Regions from separate parts of the Homo sapiens genome. Here region 1 is linked to region 2. Evidence: read pairs that join two places in POLR2A ChIA-PET (ENCODE). Cell type or tissue: OCI-LY7. All regions are shown on one strand. Each heading gives the region's core, and the rest is flanking DNA. Links, peaks and the distances in the headings are about the cores only.

Region 1 (5,384 bases), core at 321-5,320, 420 kb after region 2:
ATCCCCTGACCTTGTGATCCGCCCGCCTCAGTCTCCCAAAGTGCTGGGATTACAGGCATGACGCACCGCACCCGGCCGAGAACCTTACTTTTAATACAATTTTATGTTTACTTTGTCTACTCAGCCACTAGTCGGTTCTTGCTGACGTTATTTCAAAGGCTGAAGAAATAAATTTGTCTTGCCCACAATTACTATGATTCTTTGTTTTTGTTTTTTTAATAGAATCCACACTTTCCTCTTTATTTGTAATGGGTTTCTTGGTTCTACATGACACACAGCACCCCTTCCCAATCATGTTGCCTCAAGAAAGAAATAGAGAATATGTAGAAAATTAAAGCACTTACATTTGGAGTTGAAAGAAAAGAAGGCAATTGCAAAAGATCTCTCCTTATTCTGTAATGGAAGAGTGCAAATAAGCACATTTTTCCTGTCCTTCTCTAAGATGCTCCTGGCCCACACAATGCGCTTGAGAATAAATCAGTAATTCTCTATCATCAGCACTGCATTTACTCAGTCTCTAGGTATGGCACCTCAACAATGAGCAAAGTCTGAGCTTCCTCTCAAACAAAATTGAATTTAATACGTTTTTGTCTCTAAGATTCCTTTCTGAATTTTGAATTTCTTCTTTTTTTCAATCTGGTTGTTTTAATTTTGATTTTAGTTTGAAGGTAAATGTGGCTCCTGTGTCTTCTCTCTTATACCCAAAACATGTACATGGTAACTTTCTGAAGAACATGGGAAAAAATGGCTCCTTGTTGAGGGATGTGTTCAATAGAAAAAGAAGCCTGGACATGGAAAGATTCTATAAATGAAAGGATCTGGAGGATCTCTTTAAAGGAGCCTGTGAGGTTTTTAAACTTTATTTTAAGCTATTGTGAGCCTATGTTAGCCAGTCCAGGAACATTCATTGTAACTAAACCTCTTTTCCTTTTTTTTTTAAATTTGTTTTAATTCCCTTTTTATTTCTTCCTTCTTTTTCTTTTGGAGATGGAGTCTCACTCTGTCTCCCAGGCTGGAGTGCGGTGGCACGATTTTCACTCACTGCAATCTCTGCCTCCCAGGCTCAAGCATTCCTCCAGCCTCAGCCTCTTGAATAGCTGGGACTACAGGTGTCACCACCATGCCCCAGCTAATTTTATGTATTTTTGGTAGAGACAGTTGCCCAGGCTGTCCTTGAACTCCTGAACTCAAGCAATCCTCCTGCCATGGCTTCCCAAATTGCTGAGATTATAGGTGTGAACCACCACGCCTGACCCCTTTCCTTTCTTTTTAAATAGGCAATCAATATCTGATTTTATGAATGTCTGCCATTGTGCATGATTCAGCTAAGTAAGCCCTAATGAGAATTCAAAGGTTATGACGACTTAGTCATAGGAGTCTATAATCTAATGCAGAAAAGAGATTTACAAAGCATAACAAGGCAGTGTTTTATGTTATGATATAGGTACGGTGAAATGAGTTTAGGGAAGGAAGCCGGGGAAGGCTTCGTAGTAAAAGTGGCATTTAGTAGAACTCATGACGAGCTGAGGGATGCCAATAGTGAAAAGGCAATGATGTCAAGACTGTAAAGCTAAGGCTGTTTAGTGAATAGAGTATTCCAGTTTACCTAGAGTACAAGTTATGTGTGTAAGTAAGGCCTTGTCCTAAAAAAAAAAAAAAAAAATCAGTCTAGTGAGGAAAAAATGTAAATAAACAAATGAATGAGTACATTTTGCATTCTGAGTTATGCAGAAAGTGCTTTGCAACATAGAGGAAAAAGCCCTAACTGTTGTGGTGGTTGAGAGTTGATTGGAAAGCCTCATGGCAGGCTGAGTCTTGATAGAGCAGTACTTTGCCCAGTGGAAATAAGAAGAAAGCATATAGAAGTTCTCCTTATCCTTTGGACTTGCAATACACACAAAACTTTCTGGGGCTTTCTAAGGAAATTTTATTTCAAGATTCTGCTAGGCAATAACTCTCCTTCCTTAAATTGAAGGGTAAGGACTCTAAGTTCTGCTTTTTCTTTTCTCACTGAATTTGCTTAGGTTTTTTTTTCGTTTTTGTTTGTTTTTTTTTTTTTCACCTTTCTCACTGGTATTGATCACTTTCTCTTCCTTAGTAAAGCTCCATTTGCTTCTCTCCTAACCTGGACATTATAGGAAGCACTGATGCTGTATTAAAATTTAGAGAAAGCTCCCAGTCTGTCTTTCCCAACATCCCTTCAGTTTCAATAAGCAAAAAAAAAAAAAAAAATAGTTGTTATACAAGCATGGCAGCTGCCCTGCTGCTTTCTGTATGGTAGAGCAATATGTCCTCATGTTTGCATCAGGAAATGATGTTTCAAGTTGAGGTTCTGAAGTTTGATTGCTCAATTCTGTCACTTGCTAAATGTTTAATCTCAGGTTACCCAATCTCCCTGTGCCTCAATTTCTTCCTCTATAAAATGAAAATACAGTCATGTGCTGCATAATGATGTTTTGGCCAACAATGAACTGTGTATACAACGGTTGTCCAAGAAGATTATAATACTGTATTTTACTATACCTTTTCTATATTTCTATATGTTCAGATGCACATGCTTACCATTGTGTGACAATCGCCTACAGTATTCAATACAGTAAGCTGCTGTACAGGTGTGTAGTCTTGCAACACTAGGCTATACCATGTAGCCTAGGTGTGTAGTGTAGTAGGCTATACCATCTAGGTTTGTGTAAGCACACTCTATGATGTTCACATAACAAGAAATCTCCTACTGATAAATTTCTCAGAATGTATTCCTGTCATTAAGTGATGCATGACTGTAATGTACCTTACAGGACCATTGTGAGAATTAAATGAGATAATCCACAGAGAGCACTTAGTGCTGTGGCTGGGATGTAGTCAACATTTTAATAAATATTAGCTATTAATTATTTTTAATTTTTTGCCCAGGCTATTCAGCCCTTTCATCCTTTGGATGCTGCATGAAGATAACCTATAGTAGTTAATTTTGTCAACCTGAACTGGGCCATGGGATGCCCAGATATTTAGTTAAACATTATTTCTGGGTGTGTCTGTGAGGCTGTTTCTGCAAGAGATTAACATTTGAATTGGTGGACTGAGTAAAGCAGATGGCCCTCCTCAGTGTGGGGAGACCTCACGTTGTTCTTCCGGCCCTCATCCAATCTGTTGAGGCCTGAATAGAACAAAAAGGCAGAGGAAAGTTGAATTCTAGATCTGCCTGACTGAGCTGGGACCCATCTTCTCCTGTCCTTGGTGCTCCTGTTTCTCATGCTTTTACACTCGGACTGGAATCTACACCATTGCCTCTCCACCTTTCAGGCCTTCAAACTGTACCCCCAGCTTTTCTGGGTCTCTAGCTTGTGGACTGGATCATGGGACTTCTCTCAGCCTCCATCATTAGGTGATCTAATTCTTTATAACAATTCTCTTTATACATATATGGGCTGGGTGCAGTGGCTCACACACTTTGGGAGGCCAAGGCAGGAGAGGCCAGAAGTTTGCAACCAGCCTGGGCAACATAGTGAAATATAATCCCCACTCTACTAAAAAAAACGAACAAACAAACAAAAACAACAACAACAACAACAAAAAATCTCTCTCTCTGTCTCTATATATAGTGAGAGAGATTGTGTGTACATTATATCTATATGTAATCTCTCTCTCTCTCTCTCTCTCTCTCTCTCTCTCTCTCTATATATATATATATATATATATATATATATTCTATTGGTTCTGTTTTTCTGGAGAGCCCTGACTAATGTGTGGTTTGCAGCCAGTAGCATTGGCATAATCTGGGAGCTTATTAGGAATGCATACTCTCAGGCCCTGCCCCTGTAATTTAAACAAGATCTCTAAATGAATCATATACATATTAGAACACACAATTCCCCTACTGTCTATGAAAATTCCATGTTTATAGTGATGCTTCATCAACTAGGGAACAGCCACAGTCTCATACTACATATTAAGAGGAACATCTGTCAGTTAAACAATGATCATTTCAGCAAAGACAGAGAGTTCACATAGATCTAGCCTCGTTTCAAATGATGAAGTTACTAGGAAATAAATTATAGTATTTTAAGGCCTATTCAAGAACTCTCAGAGACATTAGACTGGAGGGCCATATCTTTACTCTGAGTACACTTGCATACCCAAAAGTAAGGGAGGTGCAGGGGAAGAGAGACCTAATCAGGCACATTTTTATTTGCCTTGCTCTCAAAAAGAGAGCAGCCTACAAGGAAACTGGGTTGGGAGAGGGGTAGGGCTAGGAGTACCTAGGAGTCAAATATCTCCTGAGAAAAGCTGACCAAACAGAGATAAGTAAGAACTCTAATAACTACTAACAAAAGGTCTTTGAGCCAAGAGCCCTCACACTGCCCTGGCTTTCTATAGAGTTAACTTGTCACCTTGAGGAGGAGAAAGACTACAATTTCCTCATGGAATTGGCAGGAGTGAGAATCCATAAATTAATTGGGAAAGTGCCTGTAGGTAACATAACCATACCTGAACTTTAGCTACTCACCACCTATCTCTACCTTCTCTTCTGTCCTTAGTTACCCGAATTACTGAAAAAAATATTGCAACCACTAAGTGTCCAGCTTTCCAGCGTAAGTTGTAAGGAACAGTAATTTAAGGGGATCAGGTAAACATTGAACAGATATGATGGTAATCCACCAATGCTGTTGGGCAAATATCAGCACCAGATGAAACTGTGTCTAATAAAAGATGAATAAGAAGTAGGAAAAATGGGACTTCCCTGAAATTCATAAAGAAAAATATAATGAAAAAAATGATGTGTAAAAGAAAGACAAATAATACATATTCAGAAGAGAATTACTTAAGGAAATAAAAATAATAGACTAAATTTCCTTTGTCCTCTCAAAGGAATTAAAGCCATGGTGAATGGAAAGGAGAGCTGGCATGCTTAAGAAATGGAAGGGGAAAATATAAACAGTTTTGAACTGCTTTAGAAGGACCAGAATCAACACTGAAAACAAATCAGAGGTAAAGAGGGTAGGCATGAGAAGAAACCACAGAGAAGGCAGTGGAAAAATACAAGGCAATGGAAGAAATTAACTAGGAACTCAGATGTGGAGAGACAAGTTGGGAATGATTTGTGTACTGGGAGATGAAAAACTAAAATGAGCTGGAGCTAAATAATGCATCAATATTTTATAAATATACTGTTATCCAAAACAAAACAAAACAAATAGCAGAAGAAGGAATGCAAGTTTTTATCCTTTATGTAAAGTTTGAAAACATTTAAACATTTATATGTGTATAACATGAGACTATAAAGCAATGGTTGAGAATAATAAACTCCAAATTCAGGAAAGTGGCTATTTCAGGAGGTTGGAGAATGGAATCTAAAATGTGTACACAGTGAACTTCAACTTCATTGG
Region 2 (5,384 bases), core at 103-5,102:
GAGAATAGAGGTCACCTGATTGCTGAAGTGTAAGGACAGGTGGCATATGGGCCCAAATTTGGCTTCAATTTCCCTTCAAAGTTAATGAGTGTTGCAGGTGCTTATCTAATCATGGCATTTGGACCAGTATGTTTTGCACATTCAGGGCTTTGTAATGAGATGCAATGTTTATTTTCTATACTCTTCCCCACAGACTGCAAAAATACCCTTTGCTCAACCCTGTCTAATCATTGCAAGTGTCAACAGTCAAAGCTAATGACAGAAGGTAGGTTTATGGGGCAGTAACCCTGCCTACTTGGCATAAAAGATCCATTCCCAGAAAAAAGGTTTAAGCAATCACGTGAACTTCAGTCTAACTAAAGGAGCTTCCGTGGGTTGGTGATTTTAAAATAATGATTTTTTGATCAGGTTTTGTAGTTAATGTTTGAGTGTAGATAGGTGGAGGAAGGTTGCAGTTGATGGCTATTTAATTAAGTGTATAGAACATGAGTCTTAGCCTTATCTCTTTCAAGATTAAGCATAAACCTCCTGTGTGTTTCTCTCTCCACCGAAACACTCAGTGGTCAGGTTAAATTAAGTTTTCTTTATTAAACATTTACCAAATATCTGCTAAGTTCCAGGTGTTGCGTTACACCTTTGAGAGTCAAAGATAAAGAAGTATGAAATGGACCTTAACACTTCTCTATTGGATTCTGAATTCCTGCATCATAGTTGGCCTTGAGCATGATTCACATACCTGGCTACTCAATGCAGGCTGTTGCAGAGTTGTCTGCATAAGAATTATCTTGAGAACTCGTTAAATATACAGGTTTGGGGGCCACAATCCCAGATATTCTGGTGTAATATACCTGGAAAGAAATACAGGCATCGATATGTTTTTTTTAAAAAGGTTCAGTGGTATTTTTTAAAAATGTATTTATTTGTATCTTTATTTCATCTCCCTGGTCAGCTTGAACTATCCAAGGTCATAAGAGTTGTACTTAAATACCCTTCTAATATTATAGTTTTGTTCAATTTCCTTATTTTTTAAATAGCTTTTGCTTCACATATTTTTTAATATTTTTTATTTTTTTGCAATTTTCAAGTGTACAATATACTATTATTAAATATAGTTACCATGACATAAAATAGATATCTTGAACTTACTCTTTCTGTCTAGATAAAAATTTGTATCTTTTGACCAACATTTCCTCAACCCCATCCCCACTTTCCCGAGCCTTTGGTAATCAACATTTTACTCTCTACTTCTATGAGCTCAACTTTTTTAGATTCCACATATAAGTGAGAACATACGGTATTTGTCTTTTTGTGCCTAGCTTATTTCACTTAACGTAATGTCCTTCAGGCTCATCCATGTTGTTGTAAGTGACAGGATTTTCTTATTTTTAAAGGCTGAATAGTATTCCATTGTGCATTTTGATCACATTTCTTTATCCATTCATCTGCTGATGGACACTTAGGTTGATTCCATATCTTGGTATTACGTGTAAGCTTTTGTTAAATTAACCCTGAATGCAAGGTAGAATTCTTTGGATGGTTTTTTTTTTTCCTGAGACAGAGTCTCACTTTATCACCTAGGCTGGAGTGCAGTGGTGTGATCTTGGCTCACTGCAACCTCTGTCTCCCAGGTTCAAGCAATTCTCCTGCCTCAGTCTCCTGAGTAGCTGGGACTGCAGGCATGTGCCACCACTGCTGGCTAATTTTTTTTTTTTTTTTTTTTTTTTGAGGCATAGTCCCACTCTGTTGCCCAGGCTGGAGTACAGATCTCAGCTCATTGCAACATCTGCCTCCCGGGTTCAAGTGATTCTCCTGCCTCAGCCTCCTGAGTAGCTGGGTCTACAGGCATCTGCCACCATGCCTGGCTAATTGTTTTTGTATTTTTGATAGAGATGGGGTTTCACCATGTTGACCAGGCTGGTCTTGAACTCCTGGCCTCAAGTGATCCACCCACCTTGGCCTCCTAAAGTGCTGGGATTACAGGTGTGAGCCATCATGCCCAGCCTCTGGACAGCATTTAAAAACAGCTGATACCAGGTCTCCACTCCACAGCAATTAAATCAGAAACTGTAGACACTGGGTCTTGGGCATTGACATTAAAAAAAAAAATTCTCCAAAGCATGATGATTGGGTTTTCATGCTAATGTGTGAAATGTGCCTCCCTCAAACCTTGTTACGACAAATAAAATTCTCCCCAGGTGATTCTAATATGAGTCGAGTTGCGACCCCTTGGAGCAGCTGTTTGCTGTTGATGACATAAAGCAAGGAGAGCTGCTGTCTTCTGGGACCCAGCATGTGCTTTTTGACCATTTCTTCCGTTTGTGTGATTATTTCAAATTTTCGAAGTGCTGTTATGTGTCTACATAACACCTTGCAAGCCCCTGGAAGAGACCTTAGAGACTGGCTACACCAGGAGTCAGGAACCCTGGAAAGGGCTAGATAGTAAATATTTTAGGCTTTGTGGACCATATGTCATAACTACTCAGCGGCTGTAGAGTAAGAGCAGCCATAGACAATATGTAAATGAATGGGCGTGGTGTGTTCCAGCAATCTTATTTACAAAACCGGTTGTGAGCTGGATTTTTACCCCTAGCTGTTGTTACTTGCTAACCCATGGTCTACACCAACACTCTGATCTCATCCATGAGGAAACTGCCGTCCACTGGGCGATGTGATTTGACTCAGATCTCAAGGGTAGGAAAGGGCAAACTGGGCTTGAAGTTCAGGTATTTCGACTTAAAACACATAAAAAAAAAACCTCTCCTAAATCTACAATTGGTGAATAGTGTTCTTAAAAATTAAACCATTAAAAGGAGGGTCTTCTCATCTCTACCTTTTGTGTTTCCCTGGCTTTATGGTGCTATGATATGCTGTGTACGTTTCCACTCTCTCCAGATTGTAAGCTCTTCCATAGTAGAGCCTGGGCTTTCTTCAGTGCCACATTCCCACCAGTCTGGGGCAAAGCAGTGCCTGTACCTGTTAGCGTGCTGAATATACTGCAGCCTGAGCATGTGGAGCTCAGTTTCATGTGTTTATTTCAAGACAACAGGGCTGACTGGGCTTCCGGTCATTTCCGGTGATTTCTGGAAGTATCTTTTGATAATATCTAGCCCACTTGCTTGTGTTCTTTATAACTTCAAATAATGTTTATATAATGACAGAAAAAGTTTGGAGATTGTGGCAGTGGGATAAAGCACAGATTAGATGTCTAATTACTTTTAAAAAGTTGACTTTCAAGTTTGGCCAAAAAAAAAAAAAAACACTGTAAGAAATCGAGTTTGAACAGGATTCTTTGCAATATTATTTTCTTTTCGATTTTCTTCTGTGCAGGCTTGCAGTAAAGTATATATGCAATATGTTACTCTTGTCTGTCACATTCAGAAACCTGCCCCCCAACCCCCTCTTCTGTGCAGTCTCTCCAGTTTGACCTTGAGAAGTACTGTTTACAATTCAGTGAACCTGGGTCTCTCCCTTCTTGCTTCAAGCTCAGCAAATGGACAAGAAAAACCTGCAGAACTCGTTCAGCAATTTCAGACTATAAACAAGTAATCCAGAGGGAATAAGGGAATGACTGCAATTAAAGTCTTCTCTCCCAAGGTTGTCAACACTCTAGGTTGAGCAGTGGCCTGAGAAAGTTGCTCATTTCTCAGACAGGCTTGCTTAATGCAAGGTGCAATGGGCTATTATCTAATGTACCTTGCTTTATCAGAACACACATTTCTCTCTGTGTCTCTGTCTCTCTCTCTCTCACACACACACACACACACACACACACACACACACATATCTTCCATATTCACATATAAACACACACAGTTGCTATTGTCTCAGTCTGGATATAGTGGAAGGTGGAATATTATGATCTTACAAGGGAAAAAAAGCTTTTAAAGGGCAATTCAGGGCTGGGCGCAGTGGCTAATGCCTGTAATCCCAGCACTTTGGGAGGCTGAGGCCGGAGGATCACAAGGTCAGGAGATGGAGACCATCCTGGCTAACACCGTGAAACCCTGTCTCTACTAAAAATACAAAAATTAGCCGGGCATGTTGGCGGAATTAGCCGGGCATGGTGGCGGGCGCCTGTAGTCCCAGCTACCGGGGAGGCTGAGGCAGGAGAATGGTGTGAACCTGGGAGGCGGAGCTTGCAGTGAGCTGAGATTGCGCCACTGCACTCCAGCCTGGGAAACAGAGCGAGACTCCGTCTCAAAATAAATGAATAAATAGCAATTCAGGCCGAGCGCGGTGGCTCATGCCTGTAATCCCAGCACTTTGGGAGGCTGAGGTGGGCAGATCACAAGGTCAGGAGATCAAGACCATCCTGGCTAACATGGTGAAACCCCATCTCTACTAAAAATACAAAAAATTAGCCGGGTGTGGTGGCAGTTGCCTGTAGTCCCAGTTACTTGGGAGACTAAGTCTCAGGAGAATCACTTGAACCCGGAGGCAGAGGTTGCAGTGAGCACACTAGCCTGGGTGACAGAGTGAGACTCCATCTTAAAAAAAAAAAAAAAAAAAGGCAAGGCAATTCAATCTGGGGCAGAGTGGCTCAAATGCTTGGGAATTAAACAGAAAGGACAATTTAGTCAACAAATACAGGGTGGCTGTAATGTCATATGATATAATTTTCATATAGCACAGAGCTACATGATTTCATTTATAAATTTTGTACTATGATTCTTTCAGAGATACAAAAGAAATAGACAACATGGTTTCTGACTTCTAGTATCTGGCAATTATTTGAGGAGAAAGCACACTGAATATGTATGTTATTGAAGGAATGGATAATGTACATATTTAAGGAAATGATGAAGACCCCAGATGGATGGAACAGATAACACCTTTTAAACTGATTCAGAGTACAGAACTTTCAGGGTAGAAGGCAATGGCGAGGAGAAGATAGTATTCGACTTAGGTCTTGAGGGATGGATTTGGATGGCAGAATGAAAGGTGAAGACCATGCCAAGTTCAAGCCTGAACAGCAGAAGTGGGGATGAAGTGTACCATCTGGCTGGGGTAGTGCCTTTTCCTGGGGGGTGGTGGTGCCTTCATTGCAGAGTAAGGTGGAAGTGCTTGTGAGAAACTGAATAATGGCACGGTCAATTTTGTGGGCTTGGGTTCAAGACCTAGCTCTGCCACATTCTATCAGTAACTTGGGAAAATTAGCTTAATTTCCCTGAAACTCTTGTTCCTCTTCTGTAAAATGGGGTAATAAAATTGTCCACCTCATAGGTTATTTTGAAGATTAAACAGGATAATACATGTTAATGTGCAATGCTTGGCACATAGTAAGCATCCAACAGGTAAGAACTATTAAATTATGGCAAATCCTGAATGTCAAAAGAAATTATAAATTTCCCGATGTACTAGCATTCATCTTTTCTAAGTATTTG

The links. ChIA-PET counts read pairs that join two places held together with the same protein. Peaks named below come from ENCODE experiments on the same cell type or tissue, not always from the same donor. Only the 100,000 strongest peaks of a DNase experiment are listed, where the experiment ranks them.
Region 1: POLR2A ChIA-PET joins it to region 2 with 5 read pairs; 6 of 35 experiments call an interaction of 5 or more read pairs at or near these places.

What each region holds. Positions count from the first base shown.
Region 1 is chr12:92,120,881-92,126,264 of GRCh38, reverse strand. The region is part of intron 1 of LINC01619 (long intergenic non-protein coding RNA 1619); the gene reads left to right. Among named protein-coding and RNA genes, the nearest start is that of LINC01619, 19 kb to the left of the region's middle. In OCI-LY7, for the core only: no CTCF peak of the experiment used is centred there; no DNase peak of the experiment used is centred there.
Region 2 is chr12:92,541,709-92,547,092 of GRCh38, reverse strand. It overlaps the pseudogene LOC124903118. Among named protein-coding and RNA genes, the nearest start is that of LINC02397, 78 kb to the right of the region's middle. RefSeq lists a silencer at 2,520-2,659. In OCI-LY7, for the core only: no CTCF peak of the experiment used is centred there; a DNase peak (open chromatin) is centred at 3,032; H3K4me3 peaks cover 289 bases; H3K27ac peaks cover 1,673 bases.